Regions from separate parts of the Homo sapiens genome. Here regions 1, 2 and 3 are each linked to region 4. The links are chromatin loops, found by intact Hi-C in ENCODE. Cell type or tissue: endothelial cell of umbilical vein. All regions are shown on one strand. Links, peaks and the distances in the headings refer to the core of each region. The heading gives the core; the rest is flanking DNA. Region 1 overlaps KCNAB2 (potassium voltage-gated channel subfamily A regulatory beta subunit 2). Region 2 overlaps CHD5 (chromodomain helicase DNA binding protein 5). Region 3 holds the start of GPR153 (G protein-coupled receptor 153). Region 4 overlaps ACOT7 (acyl-CoA thioesterase 7).

What was found. A loop is a pair of places that touch in the nucleus more often than their neighbours do. Peaks named below come from ENCODE experiments on the same cell type or tissue, not always from the same donor. Only the 100,000 strongest peaks of a DNase experiment are listed, where the experiment ranks them.
Region 1: it touches region 4 in a loop (5-fold over the local background); 24 of 110 quality-filtered maps call a loop at or near these places.
Region 2: it touches region 4 in a loop (2.2-fold over the local background); 8 of 110 quality-filtered maps call a loop at or near these places.
Region 3: it touches region 4 in a loop (3-fold over the local background); 16 of 110 quality-filtered maps call a loop at or near these places.

The regions. Positions count from the first base shown.
Region 1 is chr1:6,054,866-6,062,505 of GRCh38, reverse strand. The region is part of intron 2 of KCNAB2 (potassium voltage-gated channel subfamily A regulatory beta subunit 2); the gene reads right to left. Among named protein-coding and RNA genes, the nearest start is that of KCNAB2, 13 kb to the right of the region's middle. RefSeq lists an enhancer at 1,939-2,439. In endothelial cell of umbilical vein, for the core only: no CTCF peak of the experiment used is centred there; a DNase peak (open chromatin) is centred at 3,735.
Region 2 is chr1:6,112,968-6,120,607 of GRCh38, reverse strand. CHD5 (chromodomain helicase DNA binding protein 5) reads left to right here. Exons shown (of 42, transcript NM_015557.3): 34 at 7,610-7,640. Among named protein-coding and RNA genes, the nearest start is that of CHD5, 64 kb to the left of the region's middle. In endothelial cell of umbilical vein, for the core only: no CTCF peak of the experiment used is centred there; a DNase peak (open chromatin) is centred at 4,247.
Region 3 is chr1:6,255,657-6,263,296 of GRCh38, reverse strand. GPR153 (G protein-coupled receptor 153) reads left to right here and starts at 2,199. Exons shown (of 6, transcript NM_207370.4): 1 at 2,199-2,472. RefSeq lists silencers at 1,960-2,279, 2,460-2,629, 2,650-2,809, 2,980-3,169. In endothelial cell of umbilical vein, for the core only: no CTCF peak of the experiment used is centred there; a DNase peak (open chromatin) is centred at 3,176; H3K4me3 peaks cover 1,473 bases.
Region 4 is chr1:6,340,266-6,347,905 of GRCh38, reverse strand. The region is part of intron 2 of ACOT7 (acyl-CoA thioesterase 7); the gene reads left to right. Among named protein-coding and RNA genes, the nearest start is that of ACOT7, 50 kb to the left of the region's middle. RefSeq lists a silencer at 4,123-4,417 and an enhancer at 7,340-7,640. In endothelial cell of umbilical vein, for the core only: a CTCF peak has its summit at 4,290 (motif pointing right); a DNase peak (open chromatin) is centred at 4,295.

The DNA of each region.
Region 1 (7,640 bases), core at 1,477-6,476, 290 kb after region 4:
TTCAATAAATATTGGATCAATGGACCCAGGAAAGACTAATTTATGTTCCTTATGATATGATACTAAGGGACACAAACAGCTGCTAGACAAATGCCCACTTACTGGGGGAATGGCGTTTCCTAGCTCACATTGTGTTCTTTTTTGAGAACCCAAGGTAGAAATTTTAGAGACACTGGACTTTTTTTTTTTGGACTTCTTTTTTTTTTTCTTGTTGCCCAGGCTGGAGAGCAATGGTGCAATCTTGGCTCACTGCAACCTCCACCTCCCGGGTTCAAGTGATTCTCCTACCTCAGCCTCCCGAGTAGCTGGGATTACAGGCATGTGCCACCGCGCTCGGCTAATTTTTTGTATTTTTAGTAGAGACAGAGTTTCTCCATGTTGGTCAGGCTGGTCTTGAACTCCCGACCTCAGGCGATCCGCCTGCCTTGGGCTTCTAAAATGCTGGGATTACAGGCGTGAGCCACCGCGCTTGGCTGACACTGGACTTCTAAGCAATCAGTGGGTTTATTCTTTGCCGGAAAGTCTGTATAAAACACACAGCCCTCACCAGTCACTGCCTGGTCATCTAGTGGGTGAATTTGGTATTTTATTTTTACCACCGACTTATTTTACTGACCTACCCTTATTTTCCATTTTCCCCATATTTGCTATTATTTATTTTAAAAATTTCATGGTAGCAGATTAATTTAACAACGTCACCTACAATCCTTTTTGGAATAAGGTGGGGTGGAGGGTAATTTTAAAAAGAATTCAATATAATTTTTGCATTATGCACATTATATTCCGTTATAATCTGTGAAAATTGGTGGCAGAGATGATTACTCTGTATCAGTGCATGTTACCTGGGAGGGGTTTTGTTCCCCAGGGAACACTGGGCAGCATAGGGAGGCATTTTTGGTTGTCCCAACTGGGCAGGAGGTGCTACTGGCAGTAGGCAGAGGCCACGGATGCTGCCCCATGACAGAGAATTGTCCAGCCCAAGTGTCAATGGTGCCAGGGTTGAGGAGGCCTGCTCTGTTACCAGCCAGAATCTGGGATGGTGTCTCCCTGATCACATCGTCCAGACAAGGGAAGCCTGGAACATTCATGTGTGGGGACACGCCCGGCCCGGTGCTGGGATGACAGGCGTGAGCCCCCGCCCGGCCCGGTGCTGGGGTTACAGGCGTGAGCCACCGCCCGGCCCAGTGCTGGTAGGCTTTGGTCAGAGGCATGGAGCGTGGCTGGTTGACTTCAACCTACAACCCATTTCTGGTTCTTTTTCTGTCTCTCCGGTACCTGCTGTTGATAAGATGAAGCAGCTAGCTCTTGCTGTGATTCACTGGAGAGCAGCCACCCCCATTAAAAGCTCTGCTCTGTGTCCCTGGAGTGCACCACAGACAGCATCCCTGCTGTAGCGGAGGCTTCCGGCTCAGTGCCTGGGGTCCACTCCTCCCCCTTGGGCCTGGAGAGGCTGGAAAGCTGGGGCCGGCCAGCTCCTCCCCTACAATGGCAACAGGCTCGCAGTGGAAGGGGGCGGATGCCCTCTCATGCACAGAACGAGGCCTGTGGAGGGCTCAAGGTCTGGAGAAGGTTTTAGATATGGCTTTTTTTTTTTTTTTTTTTTTGAGACGGAGTCTTGCTCTGTTGCCAGGCTGGAGTGCAGTGGTGCGACCTTGGCTCACTGCAACCTCCACCTCCTGGGTTCAAGCAATTCTCCTGCCTCAGCCACCTGAGTAGCTGAGACTACAGGCACGTGCCACCATGCCCAGCTAATTTTTGTATTTTTAGTAGAGACGGGGTTTCAGCATGTTGGCTAGGATGGTCTCGATCTCTTGACCTTGTGATCCGCCACCTGCCTGGGCCTCCCAAAGTAATGGGATTGCAGGCGTGAGCCACCACGCTTGGCCTGACATGGCTTTTAAAAGCACAGCCTCCAGCAGCTCCTCCGAGAGTGAGACTGAGGGTCTGCATCCTGCAGAGACCGCCTTGTCCGTGCTGAACGGAGTGTGGTTTACACCCAAAGGTGGCTTCTTGCCCAAGGAAGGGCAGAGGATGTTGAACAGTTGAGGGGCTGCCCCAAAGGAGCAGTTTCTAAGAACAAAGGGAGGCAGGGCCGGTGGCCTTCCTGGAGGAGGAGTCCACCAGGAGAGTAAGAGCTGAAGACCCCATAGGGGCTAAGTGCTGTGAGTGTGGCTTCCTCCAGCTGGGGCATGAAGCAAGGGTCCCTGGGAAAGGCCTGAGCCACCCGTGTTCAAGGCCAAGTCAGCCAGCAGGAGAGCGCATCAGCGGTGCCCAGGAGTATGGCAGGGCTCCAGGGAGAAGGTGGGATCCATGTGGAATTCCAGGAGTGTCCTTCTCCTGAGAGCAGAGGCAGGAGGGCAGATGGCGGGAGCCTGTGAGGCAGCAGCAGGTTCTGTGTCTGGAGTAGGGTGACTCACTGGCCTTGCCAGAGGGCGCATCAGATGGTGGGAGACTTGACACGGAGGGACAGTGGGAGGCCGAGGGAAGGAGGAGGCCACAGGACCGATGACAGGACATGTGAGCCTTGCCCAGAGCGCACATCCCACTGGCGGGGCCCATTCTGTGGTTGGGCTGAGTGGACTGTGCTTGAAGCTGCAGGTGATGCTAGGACAAGGCCTCCTGCAGGCCATGTGTGTGCTTCCCGGGAACCGGCTTTGCACGGTCTGCAAAGCCAGTTCCTCCTCCTTCCTCTTGCTCACCAGGACCTCATGGCCCCACTCACTTCCAACTCTAGGAGCCCAGAAAGGGGAGAGAGGCCCGCGGCTGTGAGATGGCCGGCTCTGCTCTGAGTTGCTGCTGTTTCCCATGCAACTCTCCAGCCCCAAGCGAGCACCTCTCTTTCTCTTCCTCCTTCTGTCCTCAGAAGCACCCTTTGAGACGTAACAAGACCAACAACAATGACCACGGCGCCAGCACATGGGTGGTGCTCCCTCTCCTTGCTTGTCCGAAGAGCCTCCAGGGGAAGATGCCCCAAACCTCCAGGAAGGGGCCTGGGGATCGGTAGTGTAACAGGTGTGGCTGGGCACAGTGGCTCATGCCTATAATCTCAGCACTTTGGGAGGCCAAGGTGGGTGGATCGCTTGAGCCCAGGGGTTCCCAGCTAGCCTGGGGAACCTAGTGAGACTCATCTCTACAAAAAGCACAAAAATTAGCCAGGTGTGGTGGTGCGCACCTGTGGTCCCAGCTACTAGGGAGGCTGAGGCTGGAGGATTACTTGAGCCCAGGAGGCTGAGGCTGCAGTGAGCTATGATTGCACCACTGCACTCCAGCCTGGGCGACAGAGCAAGGCGCTGTCTCAACACAAAAAACAACAAAAAACAGGAAAAACAGGTATGGCCCGTGATTCCTGTGGCCAGGTCAGCTCCAGAAACACCTAGCACATCATCAGTCGGTTACAAGGCAACCACCCAGTGCAGGAGTCTGGGTCTCTCTGCCTTTCCTCCCACCTCTCCTGCAGCAGCCCTGTGGGGGAGGGAAGGGCTGTTCTGTCCCTTTAGGGAAGCTGGGGCTGGAGAGGCTGGGGCTGCAGACGGATGCTGTTTCCAGGCCTGGGATGACCATGACCACCGAGGCTCCAATGTGGTGCCCGCTGCCAGCAGAAGCCCTCCCAGCCCCGACCCAAGCCCCACACAGCTGCCAGCCGTGGTCCTGGGCAGGCCCTCAAGGAGAGCACTGGGCCTGCCAGCTGGCTTTCTCCCAGCCCCTGCGTCTGGCCCGGCAGCTCTTCCGGAATGACTGGCTGCTCGCCTCCCTCCCTCCTCCTGTTCCTTCCTGATGCCTCCGCCCCTTGTCTGCGCGGCACTGAACTACATCTCTAAGTGAGACTAGGTGCACGAGTGAGACCCCAAGATGGATAGACAGGGGACAGTCCAGGTGCCTGGACAGCGACTGCTGTGTGGGAAGGTCCCTTTTCCAGGGACGGGAAGGGCCTGCATTTCTCTCCCACAATGAGCCAAGCCTGGAGCTTTGAGTTATGTCACCTGGAGCTTATTTAGTCCTCAGGACAATTCTGCTGTAGTGACCCCGGTCTCCACTTTCCGGGTAAGGAAATCGAGTCATGGAGAGGCCAGGGGACTTGTCTGAGGTCACACAGGTAGCCGGTGGGAGCCCGGGTTCCTCCCAGGACACTCAGGGATGTCCCCGCAGGCTCAAGGTGTTGAGTCAATCCTTGGGGCCTGTGGCAGGTCGAAATGTGTCCCCAAAAGACAGTTGAGATCCTAATTCCTGATACCTGTGAGTGTGACTTTATTTGGAAACAAGGTCTTTGCAAATGTAATCAAGTTAAGATGCGATGGTCCTGGATTAGGGTCAGCCTTCAATCCAATGACTGGGTTTTTGTTTTTTGCTTTTTGTTTTTGAGGCAGGGTCTTGTTCTGTCACCCAGGCTGGAGTGCCAGTGGTTCGATCTCGGCTCACTGCAGACTCTGCCTCCTGGGCTCAGTGATCCTCACTTCAGCCTCAGGAATAGCTGGGATCATAGGCACTTGCCACCATGCCTGGCCATTTTTTGCATTTTTTGTAGAGACAGAGTTTTGCCACATTGCTCAGGCTGGTCTTGAACCCCTGGACTCAAGTGATCCACTTGCCTCAGCCTCCCAAGATGCTGGGATTATAAGCATGAGCCACTGTGCCTGGCCATGACTGGTGTTCTTATAAGGAGAGAGAGATTTGGAGACAGAGGCCCACAGAGAGAAAATGGCCATGGGACGGCAGAGGCAGAGGTTGGAGCGATGTGGCCACAAGCTGAGGAATGCCCAGGCCTGCCGGCACCACCAGAAACTGGGGGAGGCAAAAAGGACCCTCCCTGGGGCCTTCGGAGGAAGTATGGCCCGGCTGCACCTGGCCGTTGGACTTTCACCTCCCAGAACTGGGAAAGAAAAAGCTTCTGTTGTAAACCACCCAGCTTGTTACAGCAGCCTCAGGAAAGTAAAACAGGATCTTTCCCAAGATGGACCCCGTTCCTTGGGGACCCCTCTTTCCCAGGATGCACTTGGCCTTGTAGACAGGTTAACTTGCCATCCCCCCTGGTCTCTGCTGTTTTTCTCCTTCCCCTCCTCCTGCCCTCAGTGCCCTCCTTCCCGCCTGTCCTTTAAGACACACCTGGATTCCCAGCTCTTCCCAGCTGGAAGTGATGGCCTATGGTTAACTGAGCAACTACAGTCTGCTCAATGAACCTGGCAACCAACCAAGTACTTCCTGGTGAACCTGAGCTTGTGGTAAGAGCCTGGGATCTAGAGTCAGAAAGCACAGGAAATCAGGACTCCTGCCCTGCCAGGAGTTCATGACCAAGGGTCAGTGCCCAAGGACCGCAGAGGCTCCCTGCCATCCACATCTGGACTGCAGAGAGAGCCTCAGACCAGCTTCCAGTCAGTCCTGTCTTCCCACCATCTAGGATGCAGCCCGAACGAGACATGTGCTTTGGAAAGTAGATTAAGACCAAGACCACGCAGCGCCTTCCGACCTAAACTCACAGAGGCTGGGGGTGTTCCGGGTGCCAGGGACAGACAAAGCTCTGATCTCAAAGCAGTGCAGATGGGCAAAGAGCAAGGCAACCGAGATGGAGGAGGGGTGAGGAAGACACTCACTCAGGAGAGGGGCTTCTGATGACTTCATAGGTGCTTGTTTAGAGTGGGTGCTTGGGACAGTCTCTTTGGGGACCAAGCTTAGATGTGACAATGGGAAGGAACCAGGCCACGTCTGGGGAGGCAGCCTCCAGGAAGAGGGAACAGAAAGTGCGATGACCCTGTGGATGGAATGAGTTCCCCTTTGGGGATACAGAAGGAAGGGGCGGCGTCCAGAGCCTCCTGAGCGGGAGGGAGAGGGGTCCGAGTTGAAACCAAGGAGGCAGGCTAGGGCCACGTAGAGCCTTGCGGGGAGTTTGGGTTCACTCCCAGCACCATGGGGAGCAGAGGAAAACACAGCTGAACTGAGGGCTGGTGTCCAGTCAGCACAGTGTGGGCCCGGCCACAGCTTCTGGCCTGCCATTCTGAGGCCACATCTCTGAACCCTAACGTCCACAGGGGAGGGGAAGTGTGTGCTAGGCCAGCTGCCCTCACCCTGCTCCCTCATGCTTACACAGGGGCTGTGTGGATTTAAAAATTCATCTTAAAATTCTTTTTAACAGCAATAATTGAGGACAGTTTAAACAATGGGGAAGTGTAGGCCGGGCGCGGTGGCTCACGCCTGTAATCCCAGCACTTTGGGAGGCCGAGGCGAGTGGGTCACTTGAGGTCAGGAGTTTGAGATCAGCCTGGCCAACGTGGTGAAACCCCGTTTCTACTAAAAATACAAAAAATAGCCGGGCATGGTGGCTCGCGCCTGTAGTCCCAGCTACTCGGGAGGCTGAGGCAGGAGAATCGCTTGAACCCAGGAGGCAGAGGTTGCAGTGAGCTGAGATTGCACCACTGCACTCCAGCCTGGGTGACAGAGTGAGACTCTGTCTCAAAAAAAAACTGGGGAAGTGTAACAGGCATGCTGCCGTCCACCTCCATCAGCTACAGCTCAGTTCAGCTGATGAAATGCCCAGGCCAGGGGCACAGCTGGTTTCTTGCGGCACCGGGCAGTGCCTATCCCCAGGTATCATCTTTTCTATATTCATATTTAAGACCAAGTTTAATGGTGACCCAGCCCAGTCGCTGACGGAGAAGAGGTAAGCACAGAATAAATTTATCTGGGATCTTTAATAACTGGTGGTCTGAGTCACGGAGCATCCCACCCACCCCGTCAACCCTGGTGCAGCAAAATGAAATTCACCAGATAGAGTGAGGCCACCACCCTCCCCGCCCCACCTTCACCCTGACCTGGGTGTAACAACAACCTCTGGCCCATCAACTGCTAAAGGGACTTTGTTGGTGGGGTGAGATGGCTCATGCCTGTAATCCCAGCACTTTGGGATGCCAAGGTGGGCAGATCACCTGAGGTCAGGAGTTTGAGACCAGCGTGGTCAACATGACAAAACTCTGTCTCTACCAAAAATACAAAAATTAGTCAGGCATGGTGGTGCATCCCTGCAGTCCCAGCTACTTGGGAGGCTGAGGCAGGAGAATCGCTTGAACCTGGGAGGCAGAGGTTGTAGTGAGCCGAGACTGTGCCACTGCACTGTAGCCTGGGCGATACAGCGAAACTCCAACTCAAAAAAAAAAAAAAAAAAAAGCGTTTGTCTTCTGGTCTCCTCCACTCCCTGAGAAGCGAGATCCCCAAGGGCGTTTCAGCCCCACAGTGGGACCTGCAGTGTCTCCGAGGCTGCTCAGGCATTTTCCTCGGGGCTTCAGGCAAATAAAAGATATGTTCTCTCCACCTGTGTTAGTTCCCTGCGGCTGCCATTACAAAGATCCCCAAATTAGAGGACTTACAACAACAGGAATGTCTTCTCTCCCACTTCTGGAGTCTGAAGTCCAGGTGTGGGCAGTGTTCCCTCCAAACACCCTCATGAGGTGTCCTTTCCTGTCCCTTCCAGCATCTCGTGGCTCCTGTTGGGGCAGGAGACCAGGGTCTGGAGGCAGGGAACTGAAGGCCAATTCCCGCTGATTTCCTATAACTAAGTCAAAAGGAAAACCCCAACTTTCCACGCCCAAGTAACAAAAGAACCAGAGGCTACTCTCTTTGCATGGCGCCCCCTTTTCTGTGTGGCAGACGAAAAA
Region 2 (7,640 bases), core at 1,269-6,268, 230 kb after region 4:
CTGGTCTCGATCTCTTGACCTCGTGATCCGCCTGCCTCGGCCTCCCAAAGTGCTGGGATTACAGGTGTGAGCCACTGCGCCCGGCCATTTTTTTTTTTTTTTTTTTAATTTTTAGTAGAGACTGTTGGCTGGGCTGGTCTCGACCTCCTGACCTCAAGTGATCCACCCACCTCGGCCTCCCACAGTGTTGGGATTGCAGGCATGAGCCACCTTGCCCGTTGGTCTTTAACTTTTCTTACCATACAGAGATTGGGGGTGATTGGGCTACTTTTTTATTAGTGATTTCTGACTCAATTGCATTGTGGTCTGAAAACATGAGTCTATATGAGGTTGTTGAAACCTGCTCTCTGGCCTGATACGGTCAGATTTTGTAAATGATGTATGTGTGCTTGAAGAAAATGTCTGTTCCCTAATTGCTGGGTTTAAGGTTCTAACTATATGCATTAGGGCTGGGCATGGTGGCTCACACCTGTAATCCCAGCACTTTGGGAGGCTGAGGCAGGTGAATTACCTGAGGTCAGGAGTTCAAGGCCAGCCTGGCCAACATGGCGAAACCCAGTCTCTATTAAAAATACAAAAATTAGTTGGGTGTGGTGGCATGCACCTGTAGTCCCAGCTACTCAGGAGACTGAGGCAGGAGAATTGCTTGAACCTGGGAGGCAGAGGTTGCAGTGAGTGGAGATCGTGTCACTGCACTCCAGCCTGGGCAACAGAGAGGGACTCAATCTCAGAAAAAAAAAAAATATATATATATATAATACACACATATATACATATACACGTATATATATACGTATATATGTACGTACATACGTACGTATATACGCACATATGTACGTATGTACGCACGTATGTACGTACATATGTACCTATATATGTACGTATATATACACACACGTATATATATATGCGCATTAGGTCAGTAGATAATGCATGCTAATTATATTGTTCAAGTTTTTAATATCTTTACTAGTATTTGGTTTGCTTTGATCAGTCAGTTTCTGAGAGACTTGTGTTAAAATCTCTCATTATGATTATGGATTAATCTCTTTCTTATAATGCCAGATTTTGCTTCATATCATTTGAGACTGGGTTGTCAGGTGCATATTTGTTCAGGTTTTTAATATTTTTCTTGTGAAGTGTGCTTCTAATTATTGTGTAATAACCCTCTTATCCCTCTTTAAAGTTTTTGCTTAAAAGTTTATTTTTGGGCCAGGTGCGGTGGCTCATGCCAGTAATCCCAGCACTTTGGGAGGCCGAGGTGGGCAGATCACAAGGTCAGGAGTTCAAGACTATCCTGTCGAACATGGTGAAACCCGTCTCTACTAAAAATACAAAAAAGTTAGCCGGGCATGGTGGCGAGCGCCAGTAGTCCCAGCTACTTGGGAGGCTGAGGTCGCACCACTGCACTCCAGCCTGGGTGACAGAGCGAGATTCCGTCTCAAAAAAGAAAAAAAAAGTTTATTTTTGCTGATTTGGGTTGCTCTTTCTTTTGTTTAGTATATATTTGTTACGCCTTTTTCTATTCCTTTTTTTTTTTTTAAGATAACAGCTTTATGGTGATATAGTTAACATATCATACAGTTGAGCCATTTAAAGTATACCATTCAGGTCGGGCATGGTAGCTCACACCTGTAATCCCAGAACTCTGGGAGGCTGAGGTGGGTGGATCACCTGAGGTCAGGAGTTTGAGACCAGCCTGGCCGACATGGTGAAACCCTGTCTCTACTAAAAATACAAAAATCAGCTGGGCGTGGTGGTGGGCACCTGTAATCCCAGCTACTCAGGAGGCTGAGGCAGGAGAATCACTTGAACCTAGGAGGCAGAGGTCGCAGTGAGCCGAGATGGCACCACTGCACTCCAGCCTGGGCAACAAGATCGAAATTCTGTCTCAAAAAAAAAAAAGTAATGAAGTATACCATTTGTTATTTTTAGTACATCCAGAGTTGTGCAACCATCACCATTATCTAATTCCAGAACATTTAATCACTTCAAAAATAAATTCTTCTTACCCATTGGTAATCACTCCCCATTTCTTCCTCTTCCTCCCAGCCCCTGGCAATCACTTCTGTCCTATGGACTGGCCTATTCTGAACATTTCATACCAATGGAATAATGCAGTACTTTGGCCCTTTGTGTGTCTTCTTTCACTTAGCATAGTGTTTTTAAAGTTCATCTATGTTGTGGAATATATTAGTACTTCATTCCTTTTTTTTTTTTTTTTTTTTTGAGACAGGGTCTTGCTCTATCACCCAGGCTGGAGTGCAGTGGCATGATCTTGGCTTAACTACAGCCTTGACCCCCTGGGTGCAAGCGATCTTTCCACCTCAGCCTCCCAAGTAGCTGGGACTACAGGTGCACATGCTAACACGCCCGGCTAATTTTTGTATTCTTTGTAGAGACGGGGTTTTGCCATGTTGCCCAGGCTGGTCTTGAACCCCTGGACTCAAGCAATCCTCCCACCTTGACCTCCCAAAGTGCTGGGATTACAGGCAGTACTTCATTTCTTTTTATGCCCAAATAATATTCCATTGTATGGATCTACTATGTTTTGTTTTGTTTATCCATTCATAGTGATACACATTTGAGTTGTTTCCACTTTTTGGCTACTGTACACATTTGTGTACACATTTTTTTGTGTGAGTCTAGGTTTTCAGTTCTTTTGGGTATATATCTAGGAGTAGAACTGCTGGATCATATGGTAATTCTCTGTACCATTTTGAGAAACTGCTGAATTGTTTTCCATGTGTATTGCATCAGTTCACATTCTTACCAGCATGTGTGAGGGTTCCAGTTTCTTCACATACTTGCCAATACCTGTTATTATCTGTCTTTTTGATTATAGTCACCCTAGTGGGTGAGAAGTGGTATCTCATTGTCATTTTGATTTGAGTTTACTTTGTGCATAAAGATGTTGAATATTTTTTCATGTGATTATGGCTTATTTGTGTATAATTTGTTGAAGAAATGTCCTTTCAGATCCTTTGTCTACTTTAAAATTGGATTTTTTTAAATTATTGAATTGTAAGAGTTCTTTTTAAATTAATTAATCAATACTTTTAGAGACAGGGCCTTACTATGTTGTCCAGGAGGGCTTTGAAGTCCTGGGCCCAAGTAATTCTCTAGTATTAGACTTTTGAGTAGCTAGGATCACAGGCGTGTACCACTGTGCCTGGCTTGTATGAGTTCTTTATATAGATGCATGTTCCTCATCAGATATATGATTTACAAATATTTTCTTTCATTTCTTCACTTTTAATCTCTTTGTAATGTTTTAGGTCTATCTTTTGTAGACGGTGTATAGGGGATTCATCATTTAAAATCTAATTATAGGGTCCCTATCTTTTAGCTGGCAAGTTTAATCTCTTTACATTTGTTGTAATAACTAGATATGTGGATGGAATTCTGTTATCTTATTTTGTACTTTATATATTACCCTTCTCTTTTCTCCTTTTTTCTCTTTTCCTGCCATCTCTTGGATTGATCAAATTTTCTTTATATCTCCTCTTTTCCCCCTCAACTCATTTGGAAGGTTTATAGTCAATTTCATTCTGTACTCTTAACATTTTTAACATGTATACCCCTGAGTAATATGAGGACTTTAGATAGCTTTAGCTCTAACTCACTTCCCTTTCATCTGCCACGATGCTGTTGCCCAGTATTTTAGTTTCAGTTTGTTTTTACTTTCCCAAATTTGTTGTTATGCTTATTTCTAAATTTTTAATCCTTTTTTAGATCTTCTCACATTCTTACCAGTTTGTGTTTGCCTATTTGTTCATCATTGCTTCATTCAAAGTCCTTCCTAAAGTACACCTTTAATGGTGCTTTCAGCAATTTTTTTGGGAATGGTAAATTCTCTCATTGTTATTTTTCTTTTACTCTTGAATAGTTAGTACAATTGAAGATGGGATAGGGATCTTCCCTCAGCACTTTGCAGATATTCTTCCTTTTTTTATTTGGCATTCATTATGCTGAGAAGGCTGCTGAGAAGCTGAGAAGGCTGCTGTTGGTGTAATTGCTGCTCCTGTCTAGGAAGTTTGTCATTTCTATCTTTTCTCACATTGAAAGACTGCTTTGAAGACATTCTCTTTGTCTTTGGTGATATGTAGCTTCACTACAATGGAGGGTATTTTTTGTTTTGTTTTTAGAGTGAAGTTTTTGTTTATCTTGTGTGTGACTCACTGTGATTCTTAAAGCTGAATATTTATGTCCTGCATCAATTGTGGGAAAATTCTCAGTCATTCTCTCTTTGAATATTTTCTTTGCCCTCATTATGTTTATTTTGTCCTTCTGGAATTCCTATTACTCATTGATTGGTTCATTCATCCAACAAACATATATATACACACATGCATATATATATATATTTTGAGCCTGCTGAGTGTCAGATGCTGTCCCAGGCACTGAGGACACAAGCAATGAACCAAAACAGCTGAAAGCTTCATTCCGTGGAGTTTGTATTCCACTGGGGAACACAGGCAATCCACAATAAACAGAAATACGTGTTGTTCAACCACAGACTCCAAATGCTCTAAAGAAGAAAGCAGAGTACAAGGTTAGCAAAAGATGGGGGCTGATAAGTTTTCATATCTTTTGCTTCTTTTTTGTTATCTATTTCTCTGCCAGGCTTTTTGAGTAATCTTCAGATCCAGCTTCCATGTATATTTTCTTTGCACAGCTGTTTTTTAAAACCTTCCCAGTTGTATTATTTTGCATGGCTGTGTCACAAATTACTGCAAACTTAGTGGCTTAAAACAGCACTCACCATGAGCTCACAGTTGTGTGGGTCTGATGCCTGGCGTGGTGTAGCTGGGTGTTCTGCTCAGGATATCACAAGGTTCAGGACATCAAAGTATCGAGTGGGTTGAGTTCTCATCTGGAGGCCCTGGGGAAAAGTCCACATCCATGCTCACTCCTTGTTGTTGGCAGAATTCAGTTCCTTGAGGCTGGAGGACTGAGGTCCCATTTCCTTGCTGGCTGTCAGCTGGGTCCGTTTTCAGCACCTGGAAGCCACCACATTCCTGCCATGTAGCCTCGTGTGTCTTCAAGCCAGCAGTGGTGAACAGAAACCCTCCCGTGCTTCGCATCCTTGACTTCCTTTTCTGTGACCAGCCAGAGAAAAGGGCTCGTGTGGTCAGGTTAGGCCTACTCAGGTCATCTCCCTGTTTTAAGGTCACCCGTGCCGCAAAACGGAACCTGCTCTGGGGAGTCGAGTTTGTCCTCTTCACCTTCCAGGGGATCTTGCAGGGCGTGGACACCAAGGGCCGGAAGTCTTGGAGCCCATGTTGGAATTCTGCAATTAAATTCTGCAATTAAAATGTTAATGATTGTGTGTTTCCTTTCTTTTTTTTTTTTTTGAGACAGAGTCTCTCTCCCACCTCAGCCTCCCAAGTAGCTGGGACTACAGGCACCCGCCACCACGCCCGGCTAACGAAGTCTGGCTAATTTTTTGTATTTTTAGTAGAGACAGGGTTTCACTGTGTTAGCCAGGATGGTCTCGATCTCCTGATCTCGTGATCTGCCCGCCTCGGCCTCCCAAAGTGCTGGGATTACAGGCGTGAGCCACCGCGCCTGCCCCCCCCTTTTTTTTTTTTGAGATGGAGTCTCGCTCTGTCGCCCAGGCTGGAGTGCAGTGGTGCAATCTCGGCTCACTGTAGCCTCTGCTTCCCGGGTTCAAGTGATTCTCCTGCCTCAGCCTCCTGAGTAGCTGGGATTACAGGTGCCTGCCACCACACCTGCCTAATTTTTGTATTTTTAGTAGAGACAGGATTTCACCATGTTGGTCAGGCTGGTCTCAAACTCCTGACCTCAAGTGATCCACCCACATTTCTAGAAATTTTATGTTTTTTTTCTAGTTTTGAGGGAGTCTTATTCTTTCCCTGTGGATTCTCTTCCTTCTTTTTCTTTTTTCTCTGTCTTTGGTCACCCTAGACATATTTATTTTAGAGCAAGCTTTTTCAACCTGTGTGGTCCGTGGGACAAATGTGGCCCAGGATGGCTTTGAATGTGGCCCAACACGAATTCATAAACTTTCTTAAAACATTATGAGATTTTTTTTGTGATATATATATATATCACAAAAAAATGTGTGTGTGTGTGTTTATGTGTATATATATATAAGCTCATCAGCTGTCATCAGTGTTTAGTGTATTTTATGTGTGGCCCAAGACGGTTCTTCTTCCAGTGTGGCCCAGGGAAGCCGAAAGATTGGACACCTCTGTTTGAGAGTCTCTGACATTGTCCTGTTAGCCCCAGGCGCTTGTCTGCTTCCTGTGCGTCGGCTGGTGGGGGATCATTGTTTTCTGGGTTTAGATTGGGTGCATCCTCATCAGGAATTGTGATTTTTTTTTTTTTTGAGACGGAGTCTCACTCTGTCACCCAGGCTGGAGTGCAGTGGCGTGATCTCGGCTCACTGCAACCTCTGCCTCCCGGGTTCAAGCGATTCTCCTGCCTCAACCTCCCGAGTAGCTAGGATTACAGGCACGTGCCACCACACCTGGCTAATTTTTAAAAAATATTTTTGGTAGAGACGGGGTTTCACCATATTGGTCAGGCTGGTCTCGAACTCCTGACCTTGTGATCCTCCGGCCTCGGCCTCCCAAAGTGCTAGGATTACAGGCGTGAGCCACCGCGCCCGGCCTGGATTGTGGTTTTTATCTGCAGGAGCTCCGTGTCCTCTGGGGAGTGGGAGCATCCCTCCCCTTTTGTTTCTGGAGGCTCAGGCCGGGAGGTTTCATGGGCGGTGTCCCTCTGGGAGCAGCTTTATGATGCTGTCTCTGCCTTGGGTGGTCCAGTTCATATCCCACACCCACGAGGACAAGGCGTTGGGTGTGGGTTCCTCACTGGAGACCTTCTTTTCCTTGATCCTGTGGTGGAGACAGGCCATCTCACTCCCGTGGCCAGTGGTGAGAACTTTCCTTCAGAGACCACGGTGTTGGACCGTGTTGGCATCATTCCAGTTCTCTGCATCTTTTGGGCTTGAGGCCTCCCCTGTCCTGCCTGGGTGCTGAGACACAGCTCCAAGTTCCAAGCTCTCCAGGCTTCTTCCTGGTGTCTCATCACCCCAACCTGGGGCCCCTGGACACCAGCTCCTGCTTCCTCACCTTCAGTTTCCCCTTCCTTCCTGGCACCCGGTGATTTCCTTCTCTTCTTGGGAACTCATCTTCTGTGTGCTGTTTTTTTTTGAAACAGCGTCTTGCTCTGTCACTCAGGCTGGAGTGCAGTGGCGCCATCTCGGCTCATGGGAGCCTTTATCTCCTCGGCTCAAGCGACCCTCCCACCTCAGCTTCCTGAACAGGTGGGACCACAGGCGCATGGCGCCAAGCCCAGCTAAGTTGTTGTATTTTTTGTAGAGATGAGATTTCACTATGTTGCCAGGCTGGTCTTGAACTCCTGGTCTGAAGTGATCCTCCTGCCTCGGCCTCCCAAAATACTGGGATTACAGCATGGGCCACTGCACCTGGCCGAGGAGAGCTCTTTTTGGTGGCACCTGTTGGACTCTGCGGAACATATTGATGGATAGGGTTCCATGGGTGGAAAGCCACGAGCCCAGAGTCCTCTGTGTTTTCTGGGACCCCACCCCATGCCGCGAACCCTCTTTTTCTTGCAGAGGAGGTGCTTCCTGAGAAGGAGAAGATCCT
Region 3 (7,640 bases), core at 922-5,921, 84 kb after region 4:
GAGCGAGGACTCGGCTCCAGATGTGCAGAAACACCAGCCAAGAGCTTGGGAATCTGTCCCGGGCCCCAGTCACGGCTGACGGGGTTATTTCCTGTCTGGGAGGGGGTTGGAGGTGGGAGGGACAAGCTCAGCCACATGAAGCTTCTGCCACGCCACCATGCCCCTTGGCCCCCCGGGGCTGGCCTCAGCCAGCCTCGGCCCCCAGCTCCACCCATGACCCATGCCAGAATGGTGCCCTGGGTTCAGAGCAATGAGGAGGCCACCCTTCCCAGCTAGCAGAAGGCCCAGGGCTGGCCACAGCAGTGCCTGAGCCCAGGGGCTCACTGAGGGGACCAGTTCCCCAAAGCACCCACACCCTTCACTTGAAGTTGGGCCCCGCATCAGACTCCCTAGTTCAGTCCTGGCTCAGCCACTCATCCGTGTGGCTTTGGGCAAACCAGGCACCTGAAAACCGCCTCCCAGGGGCACCGGGCACTTTGCAGCAGAACCCAGCACAGCACGAAATAAGCCAGGGCCCCGGGGCGGCCATCAGAGGCCATCTCCCACCTGCCCTAGAGCCAGCTGAGGCCGGGCAGAGGCACTGGTCCAGGCAGTGGGTCAGCTGGGCTGGCAGAGGGGAGCCAGGCCCAGACAGAGGCATGGCTCTCCATGGCTGTGTGTGCAATCTTAACCGTGGTGTTTCTAAGCGGCATGGCTCTCGGTGGCCATGTAATTAAGTGTGGCGTTTCTACCGTTTCACCCCGAGTCACAGGCGAGACACTTAGAAACACCACCCTTGATTACAGCTGCCCTGTGCCAGCCTCCCACTGCTGGTGGCCTATTTATAACCAGGACCACCTGGAGGGGGAGCCAACCTGTCCACAGAGGGCTCACTGGGGACACTGAGGGCCCTGGCTGCCCGAGAAACCACAGGGAGTATAGGTGTGCATGGCCCCAGATTCCCCCTTGCTCAGCCCCACACGTTATTGCGGGGCCTTTCTCTACAGACACTCCTCTTTTTGTCTCATGGGACGGACCCTAAGACCCATCCTGGGCCCCCTAAAAGCTGCTCAGGGACCTGGGGTGTGGGGACGGTTTAGGCAGGTGCAGGCTGTGGAGCAGCCCTGCCCGGACTGGGCAAGCTCCAAGCATCCGTTTTGGCTGCAATTGGTTTGGGTCTCCTCCTGGTCGGGTGCCTAGTTTCCTCCAGACACAGGGGTGCCTAGTCATGGATGTGTCCCAGAGGCACGGAAGGACACTATGCCAGGCAGCCCCAGAGGCCTTGTGCCCATTGTGTGTGTGGTCAGGTGCTTTCTAGAAAAGACAGGCACGATCCTCAGGAGGCGTCCTCTCCAGGGCCCCCATCAAGAAGCAGGAGGCTTTCCGCCTGCATGGGGCCAGCTGAGGCTGTCAGTCTGTGGGTGACAGCCTGTGCTCTATGAGGAGTGGTGATAGCATGAGGGCTTGGGAGGGAGGGGCGGAGGGGCGGGAAGAATGGGAGGAGGGGAGGAGGGGAGTAGGAGAAGGCTTCAGGCGCTGGGCTGCAGACCCTGGCCTCTCCCGGCTGGGCGGTGGTGCTCAGAGTTTCAGAGAGAACAATTTCTGAGCCTGTGGGGGTGGCGGGGACCACTCGGCAGCCCGGTGGCCCGTGCACTTTATTCCCTCAGTGGACCCCCCAGGCCCGGGGAGCAGCGTGAATCCGTAACTGGCCCAACCTTGCCCCTCGCTGCCCCTGCTTCAGACTGGATTCCCGGTTCCTAGAAGCCGCTGGCCATGCGTCCCTTGTCCTCTCCACGCCCCGCCCCGATTGTTCATCTTAGATGCGGCTTCCTCCAGGAAGGTCTCCCTGAGCCCCAGCCCTGGCCCCAGGTTCTCAGTGTCCATTCCTGCCCCAGCTCCCTCTGGCCCCCGGGCCCCCAGAGCTCCGGGCCTGGGTCTTGCCCCGGCGTCCGAAGGCGGCGTCCGGAGTGTGCACCGAGCCGAGCTGGGAGCCAGGGGCGCGGCGCTGTCAGGAGGCGCCACCAGCCCAGGGAGGCTCGGGCCGGCCGCGGGCGGACGCGGGGACACGGGTGGGCTGCGTACGGACGGACTGACGGAAGGACGGACGGGCTGACAGACCGACAGACGGCCGCGCCTCTGAGCGGGCGGGGGCGGGGCGGGCCGAGGGGCGGTGCGGAGGCCCCGGCGGAGACATGCGCCCTGCTCCGCCCCCCGCCCCCGGCCGCCCGGCGCAGCAGCGGAGCGGCGGGAGCTGAGCGAAGCGCGGCGGCGGCGGCGGCGCCTAGGGGAGGGAGGGGCGGCGGGGCCGAGCCCACCTAGCGGAGCGCGCCGGCCGCCGGTGGCCGCCGCCAGCATGCCCCGGCCCGCGGGCCGCTCCGCCGCCAGCCACCCCCGCGGCCCTCGGCGGCCTGCGCTCGGCCCGGGGGCGCGGGAACCGCAGCCGGAGCCGGAGGCGGGAGCAGCGAGCCGGAGCCCCGGGCGCTCGAATGCAGGGTGAGCGTCGCCGCCCTGGCCCGAGGGCGGACGGACGGGAGGACCCCGGCGGGAGGACTCGGCGGGAAGGGAGGGGGCTTTCCGCGCCCTATCGGTCGCGGGGTCCGTCCGAGGGCCCACGAGCGGCGCTTAGCGCTGGCACCCCCCCAACTTGGGGACCTTCGGGGTAACTTCCCTGGGGCCAGCCCCTCCCTCCGTCCCCCTGCATCGGGGCCTAGCAGCGCCGCCCCCTGGGCTTCTCAGGGGACGGGGGCGGGGCGCGGTCTGGGGATCCTGAGCCCGCCCCTGCTCGGCGCAACCCAGAGGGGTCCGGGGGCCGCAGTCCCGCCAGGTTTCCCAGCCTGTCGCTCGGACGCGCCCTCGGGGTGGGGCAGGACTCGGGGCACCCACTGGGGACCAGCAGGCGAGAGCACGCGAGTCGGAGCGGGGATTGCGGGGGGGGGGGGGGATCGGAGCCCCAGGGGGTTGGGACTGTAGGGGCGGGGGCTGGGGGGGGCGTGCCGGAGATGTCCAGGCCTCGCGCTGCGCGTCCCTCCCTGGGCGACGGCCAGGCCGGGCCCCGTGGAACACATCGGCTGCAGCGCGGGCGGAGACCGGCGTGGGGGCGGAAGCCGGGGCGCAGCCAGAGCCCGGGGAATCCTTTCAAGTTCTGGGTTCTCTTTGTTGCGCAATGGGGCCTCGGGGCCGCGCGGCCTCATTGGCCCGGAGCTGTGACGTCACGCCCCGGCCCCGCCCGCATGTCTTGCGGAGGGAGGCCTCATGGCCCGGGTGGGTCCCAGGCTAGTTGCACCTGCAGTTGGCCCTGCAGTGGGCGGGGAAGTGGGAAGCCGGGTCCTGAGATGCTGCGGAATGCTTTAAGTGCCCTGCAGGAGAAACTTCCCAGCAGAAGACAGGGCTTTAAGTGCCCTGCAGGAGACACTTCCCAGCAGGAGACTGGGTCCCGTCGGCACTGTGGGGAGCCCAGCCTGGGGTCTGGCCCTAGTGGCCGCTCCATTCTATGAAGAATGAACAGAAAGGGTGCAATCCGTGGATCTGTGGTCACTGACCCAGAGCCAGAGGGACACTTTGTTCCCACACAACCAGTCCTCTGTCACTCTGCACTTGGAACCCGGTGTCCACGCCCTGTCCCCCAGGACGTTCCTCTCCCATGCCAAGACTACAGTGCCCAGGAGTGCCTGGCCCCAAACCCAGCCCTGACACTATTCTCTCCGTGTTGCCCTGAGCTTCTGCCTGAAGTGTTCCCATCTGCAGTGTGGGGACGGTGAGACCTGCCCTGCAGACCTGAGGCTCAGAAAGACCTCAGCTCTAGGGACAAAAAAAAAAAAAATGCCCTTTTCCCCAACATTTTAGGGTTTGAGAGGCCAGGACTTTGGTGTCAGGCAAGTGGAGTTTGGATCCTGGCTCAGGCAAGTGCTGGCCGGGCAAACAGCTTTACCTCTCCCTGCTTCTGCTGGACAAACTTTACAATGGGGATGAATTGTGGGGGCACTCACTGGAGGAGCATGCCCGTGTGCAAGAGGATGCACGTGCCCCTGCCCACAGACCTAGAGCCTTTTTCTTTTTAAGACAGGGTCTCACTCTGTTGCTCAGGCTAGAGTGCAGTGGCACAATCATGGCTCACTGTATCCTTGACCTCCCCAGGCTCAGGTGATCCTCACACCTCAGCCTTCCAAGTAGCTGGGACTATAGGCTCACACCACTACGCCTGGCCAATTTTTTTATTTGTTGTACAGATGGGTTTTCCCCATGTTGCCCAAGCTGGTCTCGAACTCCCGGGCTCAAGCCATCCACTCACCTTGGCCTCCCCGAGTGCTAGGATTACAGGCATGAGCCACTGCACCCTGCCTTCAGACCTAAAGCCTTTCCCAGCAGTAATGCAGCATTAGGCTAGACGAGAGGAAGAACTGGCACCGCGAAGGGCTGGGCTGGTTGCAGCCTGTGGCTCTTTCCTTACCACCCTGCACCAGTAATCAACACATGGACAGGGTGGGCGGGGCCAAGGTCACGGGGCTAGACAGAGCTTGTTCACGGGGCTAGACAGAGCTTGTTGGGCATCTGAGGGAAGGCCTCCCAGTCTCACAGCCGAGGCTGCCTTGGGCAGGTAGAAATAGATGCTGACCTGCTAGGTGCATGCTGAGTCCACTTTCCTATTTGAGAGCGTAAAGACCACTGGTGTCTGCAGCCCTCTTGCTCACAGCGCTTACTCACACTCTGTCTGCTCTGAACCCCCAAAAGGCTGCCAGGCACCCCAAAGGCTGGAGGTGGCCCAGTGCTCCCCTCACTCCTGAGGCTACTCTGCCCCAGGTCCTGGTCCCAGTGAATATGTATCTGCCCACAGGTCTGAGGCTCCCCGGCACCTCCAAGCTCAGTGTCTTGGCCCATAAGAGACAGCACAAGGCTGGGCGCGGTGGCTCATGCCTGTAATCCCAGCACTTCGGGAGGCCGAAGCGGGTGGATCACCTGAGGTCAGGAGTTCGAGACCAGCCTGGCCAACATGATGAAACCTCGTCTCTACTAAAAATACAAAAAAATAGCTGGGCGTGGTGGCGGGCACCTGTAATCCCAGCTACTTGGGAGGCTGAGGCAGGAGAATTGTTTGAACCCAGGAGGCGGAGGTTGCAGTGAGCCGAGATCCACCCTGGGTAATAAGAGTAAAACTCCATCTCAAAAAAAAAGAAAGAACTCTGGACAAGACAAGCAGGAGGCTTGCCAGCTGCTGGCTGGGGCATCGCTGCCTTCCCTGCCCGAGAGCCAGGGGCCTTGGCTAAGGCGGCAGTGGCCCCCCACCTTGAGCTGGAGATACTTCCTCTCTGGGGGACATGGGGCGTATCTGGTACTATAGATGCCCATAAGGACCGGGGCATGAGAAAGAGAGCAAATGAGGCTAAATGGCCCCTGGGTAAGAAGGGCCAGTTAAGTGTGAGCAGAGCACAAGTAGGCCTTCACTTGGTACTGGGCTTCTCCCACACTGCCTGCCTGGGCTGCAGCCAGAGGGCTGCCAGGCTGGGAAGGGTGAGGGAAGGACTCGCTGCCCAGCCCTCTGGCAGGATGGGTGCTTCCCCGCTCCCCGCCACATGCCTGCTGCCCAGCATCCTATGTCCCTGACTCACATGGAAAGGCCATCGGCACTTCCTCTGACTTCAGAGTCAAGCTCTGGTCTGGTCTACTGGCCGTCTCCAGGCCCTTGCTGCCCAAGCCAACCAGAGCATGAGACTGGCCACTACCCCAGAGCACCCAGTGTGTGCCAGACCTGGGCCCAGGGCTATAGAGATGTGGCTCCTGTCCACCTCAGCCTCCCCGCGGAAGAAGCATGGCAGTCTCTTAGAGGAGAAGGTGCAGGGACCTTGCCCCAGCCACACCGCTGCTGTGTGGGGGCTTTAACCTCAGCGCGGGGTCCTGGCTCTGGAAGACCAGCTGGGGGCTGACATAGCAGACTGCCTGCCCCCTCTCAGGGTGGTCAGGAAGGTGGTGACCATCTCCGTTCCCCAACAGGTCACTTGGGGAACAGGAGAGGGAAATGGAGGTTCAGGGGGTGTGGTCTTCCGGGACATGTCCTTACGTGGCCTGATGAAGTAAAATAAATTAAGGCAAGTACGTCAGAGATGTCCACTGTGGGGGGCTCTGGCATGGGCTGTGTGAGGATTCTGGAACATTTGATGGCAAGAGGACTTGTTCTGGGATGGTGCCAGGTCATGCACGGGGCAAGAGTGCCCATCTGGGCCCACCTTGGATGGTTCCCTGAGGATGCAGGTAACCTGGAAGGGAGCCCAGATATTGAGCTTTGACCAGGAGTGGACGGAAGTGAGGGAATACGCACTTATTGGGCACCCCGTATACAGCCCCTGGGTGTCAGGGACATGGGCAGGAGGGTCCTCCCGGGGCGTGGAGAGGAGAGTGCAGCCTGATGTAAGCCAGGGCCAGATAGGTCATGGTGCGCCAGGGCCTTCCCCGCCTTAGGGCATTTGTGCTGTTGTAACACAGTACTTAAGACGCAGTAACTCATGAAGAACAGATTTATGTCTCGCCGGGTGTGGGAGCACTTGCCCTGTAATCCCAGCTACTCAGGAGGTTTAGATGGGAGGATCACTTGAGCTCAGGAGTTCGAGACCAGCCCAGGCAACATAGTGAGACTCTGTCTCTAAAATATAAAAATAAGGCCAGGCACGGCGGCTCATGCCTGTAATCCCAGCACTTTGGGAGGCTGAAGTGGGCAGGTCACTTGAGGTCAGGAGTTTAGGACCAGCCTGGCCAACATGGTTAAACCCTGTTACTACTAAAAATACAAAAAAATTAGCCGAGCATGGTGGTGTATGCATGTAGTCCCAGCCACTCGGGGCTGAGGCACAAGAATGGCTTGAACCCGGGAGGTGGAGGTTGCAGGAGCTGAGGTGGTGCCACTGCACTCCAGCCTGGGCGACAGAGCAAGACTCTGTCTAAAAAAAAAAAAAAGAAAAGAAAGATTTAAAAAATACACACATATATAAATTTTTTTTTTCAAAAAAGAAAAGCTGAGAAATCCAAAATCAAGGTGCTGGCAGGTTTGGTGTCTGGCAAGGCCTGGTCTGTGCTTCAAAGATGGTGCCTTGAATGCTGCGTCCTCTGGAGGGGAACAGCACTGTTGCTCACATGGCAGAAGAGGGAAAGCTCCTTGAGAGAGAACTCACTCCTGGAAGCCCTTTTGTAAAGACATTAAACCCACCCATGGCCTAATCACCTCTTAAATGTTTCATGGCCAGGCACTATGGCTCACGCCTGTAATCCCAACACTTTGGGAGACCAAGGCGGGAAGACTGCTTGAGGCCAGGAGTTTGAGACCAACCTGGGCAACACTGCAAGACCCCTTCTCTATAATAAAATTAAAATTAGCCAGGCAGGGCAGGGCATGGGGCTCACACCTATAATCCCAGCACTTTGGGAGGCCGAGGCGGGTGGATCACAAGGTCAGGAGTTCAAGACCAGCCTGACCAACATGGTGAAACCCCATCTCTACTAAAAACACAAAAAATTAGCCAGGCGTGGTGGTGCGTGCCTGTAATCCTAGCTACTCAGGAGGCTGAGGCCGGAGAATTGCTTGAACGCAGGAGGTGAAGGTTATAGTGAGCCAAGATCATGCCATTGCACTCCAGCCTGGGTGACAGAGCAAGATTCTATCTCAAAAAAAAAAAAAA
Region 4 (7,640 bases), core at 1,274-6,273:
GTGGAATTATTTTGCTGCCATTTGGTCAGCACTTGACATTCTGCAAAGCTCCAGAATGCTTCAGGAGCTAAAGTTTAGCTCATGGAATCCTCACAACACCCCGGAGAGGCAGCTGTTCTTGTCTTGTTTTTTTTTTTCTGAGACAGAGTCTCACTCTGTCACCCAGGCTAGAGTACAATGGTGCGATCCCGGCTCACTGCAATGTCTGCCTCCCAGGTTCAAGCGATTCTCCTGCCTCAGCTTCCCGAGCAGCTGGGATTACAGGTGTGTACAACCACACCTGGCTAATTTTTTTGTATTTTTAGTAGAGATGGGGTTTCACCGTGTTGGCCAGGCTGATCTCGAACTCCTGACTTCAAGTGATCTGCCCACGTCGGCCTCACAAAGTGCTGGGATTACAGGCGTGAGCCACTGCGCCCAGCTGCTGTTGTTATTTTTATTATCCCAGTTGCATAGATAAGGAAACTGAGGTACAGAGAGATTGAACACTTGCTTGAGGCCACCTGGGGAGGCAGATGGTAGGTCTGGGCTGTGACTATACCTCGAACCTGTGCTTTGAACACTTGCCCCTCCTTGCTCCTTCTCCGGATCTGGGGCTGCTGGAGGGACAGTTTTGACACATTGGCTTGGAGAAGCCTCTGGGAGGCTGGTCCCCAGGATGGTGATCCAGAAATTCTAGGCTTAGGAGGGGGTCTCTGAGTTCCAGGCAGCCCCAGGGCGTGGGGGTGAGAACAGTCCCAGTGCCTAGAAGGGCTTTGCTGGGGCCCTAGGTGGGGCAGGGGACCCCCGCATCCACACTCCCCTGGTGGTGCCTTCCAGTCTGTGGCTGGAAGTCCCAAGGTTCTGTCTCTGGCTGGGGCCTCTTGGCCAGCCCATCTGGATGCCTACTTGGCCTGCTTGGCCTTGATGTGCAAAAAAACGACACTCCTGTCCTTGCCCCAGGCTTGCTTCTCCCAGCCTCCCTCCCCTCAGTAAATGGTCTCTGCAGCACCCCGGTGCTCAGGCTCAAAGCCTGGAGCCTCTGTCAGCCTCTCTCCCTCCCAAACTCATGAGGCTCTGGGAGCAGATCCCACTGCTCTACCTTCCAGGAAGTCCAGATCTGAGCACAACCCCCAGGCCCACCCCCACTTTGGGTCCAATGGTGCTGCTCTTCCGATCACCCGATCACCTGATCACTGCAGCAGCCTCCTGGCAGGTCACCCTGCTGGTCCCTGCTGCCTGGTTTGTTCTCCAGCAGTAGCCAGGGAGATGTGGAGTCAGGGCACAGTGCTGCCTGCTCAGAGCCCTCCAGATCTCCTGTTTCGCCCAAAGCCAAAGGCACGTCCGCACGAGTCCCTGTCTCTGCCTAGCGCGGCTCGGGGACCTCACCTCCTACATCTCTTTCTCAACTCTCCCTCTGGCCACATTGGCTTTTCTGCTTCTTCTCGGACTTGCTGGGTGCATTCCTGCCTTGGGCCTTTGCACTGGCTTTCCCCAGATATCCACAGGGCCCTGCCCTCTCCTCTTCTAGGCTCTACATAAAAATGTTGGAATCCCAGCACTTTGGGAAGCTAAGATGGACAGGTCACTTGAGCTCAGGAGTTTGAGGCCAGCCTGGGCAACATGATGAAACTTTGTCTCTACAAAAACTACAAAAATTAGCCAGGTGTGGTGGCCTGTGCCTGTAGTCTCAGCTTCTTGGGAGGCTGAGGCAGCAGGATCACCTGAGCCCAGGAAGGTTGAGGCTGCAGTGAGTTGAGATCACATCACTGCTCTCCAGCCTGGATGACAGAGTGAGACCCTGTTTCTACAAAAACAAAACACAGCGTCCGGCCATGCCCCTGATGGCCTGGCTCCCTCTCTGCTTCCAGCTGCTGCTCCACTCCTGACCTGCTGTGCTTGTACAGAGTGGTAGCCCCACGAGGGCAGGCAGGACTTCTGCCCTTGGTTTCTCCAGACTGAGCATAGAGCGTGCTTAGGCATCATCTGATGAATGCTGGGAGCTCGGGCCTGGCACCGTCAACCGTCATGGAGAGCGTCCACCGAGTAAGCGCTTACGATGAGCCCGCGGCCACGCTGGGGCTCACCCTTCCTCTCCCTGTGTAGTCTTCCCAGCCACCTGCTGAGACAGGCACTGTTCTTAACCCTGTTTTACAAGTGGGGAAACTGAGGCCTAGAACAGTTAGGTGGCTTTCCAGACAGCTGCATCCTCAGAGCTGCCGTCAGCCAGAAGACGGCCGGGGCTGGGCATGGTGATGAGACCGCACCCTCTCTGGGCCCTCACTGGATGCCGGGCATGGTCCACGCACTTGACGTTTGTCAATTGCCTTATCCCCGCATGTCAGAGAGAGACAGCTATCCCTGCCTCTCCTGGGCGTTTCCTAAGCACCGAGTTCTTCCCATTCGTTATCCCCTCGAATCTCTGCAGCAGCCTGTTGGGACCATTTATTATCTGTGTTTACAGAGACTGAGACGTGGAGAGGTTGTGTCGCTGCACAAGGTCACAGAGCTAGTAAGCAGTAGAGCTAGGATTTGAACCCAGGGCCCAGAGCTGTTCTTTTAGGCTCTGCCTCTGCAGCTGCTGTCCTGGCTGGAAGCCCTGTGGCCATGAGGAACCCAGTGCCTGTGGTTTGCTGGGATGCCTGTGCCTCACGGGCCGTGTGATACCAGTTGCTTTTGAGAGCGTGGCAGAGGGCACTTCCGGGCAGGTGCTGATCAGGAGCTCGTGTCTCTGTCCCAGGGCAGGGTGGGGCTTTTCCTGCTCCTGCAGTCCTGGAAGCAGGAGGTGTGGGGCTCATCCGAGGCACTGGCTGCTGGGAGATCTTCCCATGGAACGCAAATACTTGTCAGTCCATGTATTGAAGTTTTGGATCACACTGGCCTTCAGGGACTCCCTGGGCCTGGTCCAGAGCCCTGCCCGCTCCTGGGAAGCAGCCGCCCACCAGCAAATCAGAGCCGTCCTGGGTCCCGGCTCCTGCCATCTGTACCCATCAGACACACAGAGCCACCTCTGCAGCCTCCCAGGCTGCCAGATAGTAAAACAAAATCCTCCCACAGGGTCTCCTGATAGTGAAATGGGACCGTGGCAAGACTCCTGTGTGGATGCCTGGGAGACATTACTTTTCTTCTTCTTTTCTTTTTTTTTTTTTTTTTTTTTTTTTTTGAGACAGAGTCTTGCTCTGTCGCCCAGGCTGGGGTGCAATGGTGCGGTCTCAGCTCACTGCAACCTCTGCCTCCTGGGTTCAAGTGATTCTCCTGCCTCAGCCTCCCGAGTAGCTGTGACTACAGGCATGTGCCACCACACCCGGCTAGTTTTTGTATTTTTAGTAGAGACAGGGTTTCACTCTGTTGGCCACGCTGGCCTCGAACTCCTGACCTTGTGATCCACCTGCCTCGGCCTCCTAAAGTGCTGGGATTACAGGCGTGAGCCACTGCGCCCGGCCCTACTTTTTTCTTTAGTATGTTAAGCTGGGAGAGAACCAAGCTCAAGGGTCATCAGTGGCCTTCTGCCCTATGAAGGACAGGCTTGAAGCCATCACCAGGTGTCCCCGTGGCACTGTGGGGAAGGCTACTGGATGGTTCTGTGTGAGGGGTGTCCCGAGGGACAGCACAGAGAGGTGCGCTCTGCCTTCCTCCTGCCTCAAGTCACTCTTTGAGTGAACCTGCTTTTGTGCCTCCTCTGAGCGACCCTTGGACCTGCCCCTCACATCCTGGCCTGCAAGGCCTGGCAGCCTGCCTCTTTGGACCTTTGTCCATGTCTCCCACTGCGTCCCTGTGTTCTGGTGGCTCCCCACCACCTCCCCACTCCTGCTGCTCTTTCCTCTCCCTGTGGTACCAACGCTCCCCCTACCTCCTCCTGCCTAACACCTGGTCTTTTAGGCCTCAGCTCAGATGCCTCTCATCTGAAGTCACACCCTGCCTTAACATCGTTGGGCTGTCCCCATCGTGGCGTGGCCCCATTTACTTCTCGTCCGTCCCCCCAGCTAGAACCCAGGCTTCTCTGACCCACACCCCTCTGTACACCCAGCACTGAGAGGCCCCACAGATGCTGCCAGAAACCAGCTGCAGAGCAGGGAGGTGGAAGGCCTCTGCCCCGGAAAAGCATGCGCCCATAGGTCTGTTTGATCTGTGTCAGCATAGCATACCGTAATGTACTTAATCACCCTCAAACAACACACACTTGGCTTCATTCCACTTTTAGGTCTTGCAGACAGTGCTTGGCTCCTTCCAAGATGGGCATTGCCCTGCCCAGAGGCGGTGCCTAATTCTTGCCTGGCTCTGTGCAGCCCTGCCCTAACAGCCTTTGGCCAATGGGTGGCGCCATAGCCACATACATTGACTTGGGGGTGAAAGAGACAGTTCCAGGCATCGCTTTACTGTGACCTGTTGTGAGTAGGGCAGGGTTTGCTGGGGGACAAGCCCGTGCAAACCAGAATGGGGAAGCATCGGGCCACCCTTGCCAGCTCTAGAACTTTTCTTGCCCAGCCCCAGATGCAGTCACAGAGTCCCTGCGCCTGTGTGCAGGAGAGTCACCTGGGAAAGGGCTCAGACAGAGGCTCCCAGCCTACCTCCAAAGAAGCAGGTGCTGGGTTTGGGGTGGGCCCCGGAGCTTGCATGTTAACCCCACCTCAGTGAGTCCTCATGTAGGTGGGTGAGCTGCATGTCGGTGCTTTGGGGGCGGCAGGCGGTAGGTGGGAGAGCACAGACGCACACACCAGGGCTTGAAGTGACTGCCACATACTCTGTGTGCTCTGGGACGCTTGCCTAATGTGGCACCCCTTGTCGGGGTGCTGTGAAGATCACCTGGGCCAGTGATGTCGGAGCTGGCCCAGGCCCCTCCCTCACCTGCTCCCTGCCCGCCCTGGGAAGCCTGAGGGCTCCTCAGTGTCATGCTGTCAATGTCCTAAGGAAGTGATTGTTGCAGTAGAAAGTCATGGCAGTCCTCTGGGAAATGGAGACTCACATTCCCCATGGCTCAAACACAAGGTCATCTTTTGTGTCATTTATTCAGCAAAGATGAGAAATAAGTCAATTCTGAGTGTTGGTCAGGATGCCGTGAGGTGGCAAAGGCCAGGCCAGTCACTGCTGTTCCGAGAAACACTTAGGACCATATATAAAAGTATTTGTCCTTGGGCCCAGAAAATAATCCCAAATGCAGAAAACGGTTTAAGTGAAAGGGTGCCCATCACAGCATTGTTTGTAATGAGAATCAACTGGGGGTGCCCCACATCTCTAACAGAAGAAGAATGTTCAATTCCACCTGGCTAGCAATTGAAAGTAATTTTCTAAAAAAAAGTTAGGTGTGGTTGCATGTGCCTGTAGTCGCAGCTACTCAGGAGGCTGAGGCTGGAGGATCGCTTGAGCCCAGGAGGAGTTTGAGGCTGCAGTGAGCATGATTGTGCCTGTGAATAGCCATTGCATTCCTGCCTGGGCAACACAGCAAGGTCCTGTCTCTATAAATGATAATAATTTTACATTGGAGTGCTATGAAAAGGAAGTCACTGGAAAGGATAAGGAAGTCTTTCAGACACAGCCACCGTCTGAGTGTTCGTGTCTCTCATGTGTTGAAATTCTCACCCCCAGGGTGATGGTATTAGGGGGTGGGGCCTTTGGGAGGTGACGAGGGTATGGGGGTGGGGCTTCATGAATGAGATCAATGTCTTCATGAAAGGGTCCCGAGGGAGCTCATTTGCCCCGGCCACCACGTGAGGACACACGAGAAGCACTGTCTGTGAACCAGGAAGCCGGCCCTTACCAGGCATGGAATCTGCCCGTCCCTGATCTTGGAATGACCCAAGTCCCTGGAGACTTCCCCCCTCCAGGACTGTGAGAAATAAATTTCTGTTGTGTCTAAGCTGCCCAGGCTATGGCATTTTGTTCTGGCAGCCCAACGAACTAAGACCCAAAGCTACAGAGGATGATCCCCAGGGTAGATGAAGAGAGAAAAGCAGGGTGCAGCACCACCTGTCCATGTCCACCATCTGGGAGCCCCACCATGTGGTTGTAGATGCGGAGTCCGATCTGACACATGGGACCCAGCTGCCAAGGGGTCCTGTGTGACAGGAGACGAGGTGGCCAGAGGTAGACCCAGCACCATAGGCTTTTTTGTTCCTTTTACATTTTGAATCATGAGAATGGGTCGCCTATTTGAAGGATAAATAACATTGAAAAAAATTTTTTTTTTTGAGACGGAGTCTCGCTCTGTCGCCCAGGCTGGAGCGCAGTGGTGCGATCTTGGCTCACTGCAAGCTCCGCCTCCCGGGTTCACGCCATTCTCCTGCCTCAGCCTCCCGAGTAACTGGGACTACAGGCACCCACCACCACACCCGGCTAATTTTTTGTATTTTTAGTAGAGACGGGGTTTCACCATGTTAGCCAGGATGGTCTCGATCTCCTGACCGTGTGATCCACCCGCCTTGGCCTCCCGAAGTGCTGGGATTACAGGCGTGAGCCACCACACCTGGCCACTTTTAAATTTTTAAAAAGAATAGTTGGGCCGGGCACGGTGGCTCACGCCTGTAATCCCAGCACTTTGGGAGGATGAGGCAGGCGGATCATCTGAAGTCAAGAGTTTGAGGCCAACATGGTAAAACCCCGTCTTTACTAAAAATACAGAAATTAGCCAGGCGTGGTGGTGCACATCTGTAATCCCAGCTACTCAGGAGGCTGAGGCAGGAGAATTGCCTGAATCCTGGAGGCGGAGGTTGCAGTGAACCGAGATTGCACCACTGCATTCCAGTCTGGGCAACAGAGTGAGACTCCATCTCAAAAAAAAAAGAATAGTGATTGCAAAGAGCCATGTCACAACACGGGCAGATTATTTTTCCCATACTGAATGAAAAAGAATCAAGGTGAGAGTGTATTTAGTGTTTTGTTGTTGTTGTTGTTTTTGAGATGGAGTCTTGCTCTGTCACCCAGGCTGGAGTGCAGTGGCGCAATCTCAGCTCACTGCAACCTCCCCGTCCCGAGTTCACCTGATTCTCATACCTCAGTCTCCTGAGTAGCTGGGATTACAGATGTGCACCGCCACGCCCGGGTAACTTTTGTATTTTTAGTAGAGATGGAGTTTCACCATGTTGGCCAGGCTGGTCTCGAACTCCTGGCCTCATGTGATCCGCCCACCTCGGCCTCCCAAAGTTCTGGAATTATAGTCATGAGCCACCGCGCCCGGCCTAAAGAAGAATAGTGATTGCAAAGAATGTGTCACAACACAGGCAGATTATTTTTCCTACGTTGAATGAAAAAGAATCAGAAGGTGAGGGTGTATACTTAGTTTTTGCACAGCTATATTAGACTAAAACTGTGAAACGAGCCAGGCAGACGAACAAGTGAGACAACAAAACCCACCCCGATTCTTGGGAAAAAAGCCTGGAAAGACAGATCCCAAAATAGTAACCATGGTTATCTTTGAATGGGAGGAGTGACGTTCCCCTTCTTTCTACTTTTCTGTATTTCCCAAATTTTCCATAATGGGTATGTATGCATTTGTTCACTTTATATTAAGCAAATAATGCATGCCTATTGTGAGAAAATCAGAAGAAAGGAAGAAGCAGCTGGTGATCCCATCACTTGGGGAATCGCCTGCAGCAGTTGCTTTGGGCTGGACTCTGCAGGGCTCCTCTACATCCCTGTGCTTTTGTGTTTAGGAATGCGCGGTGCTA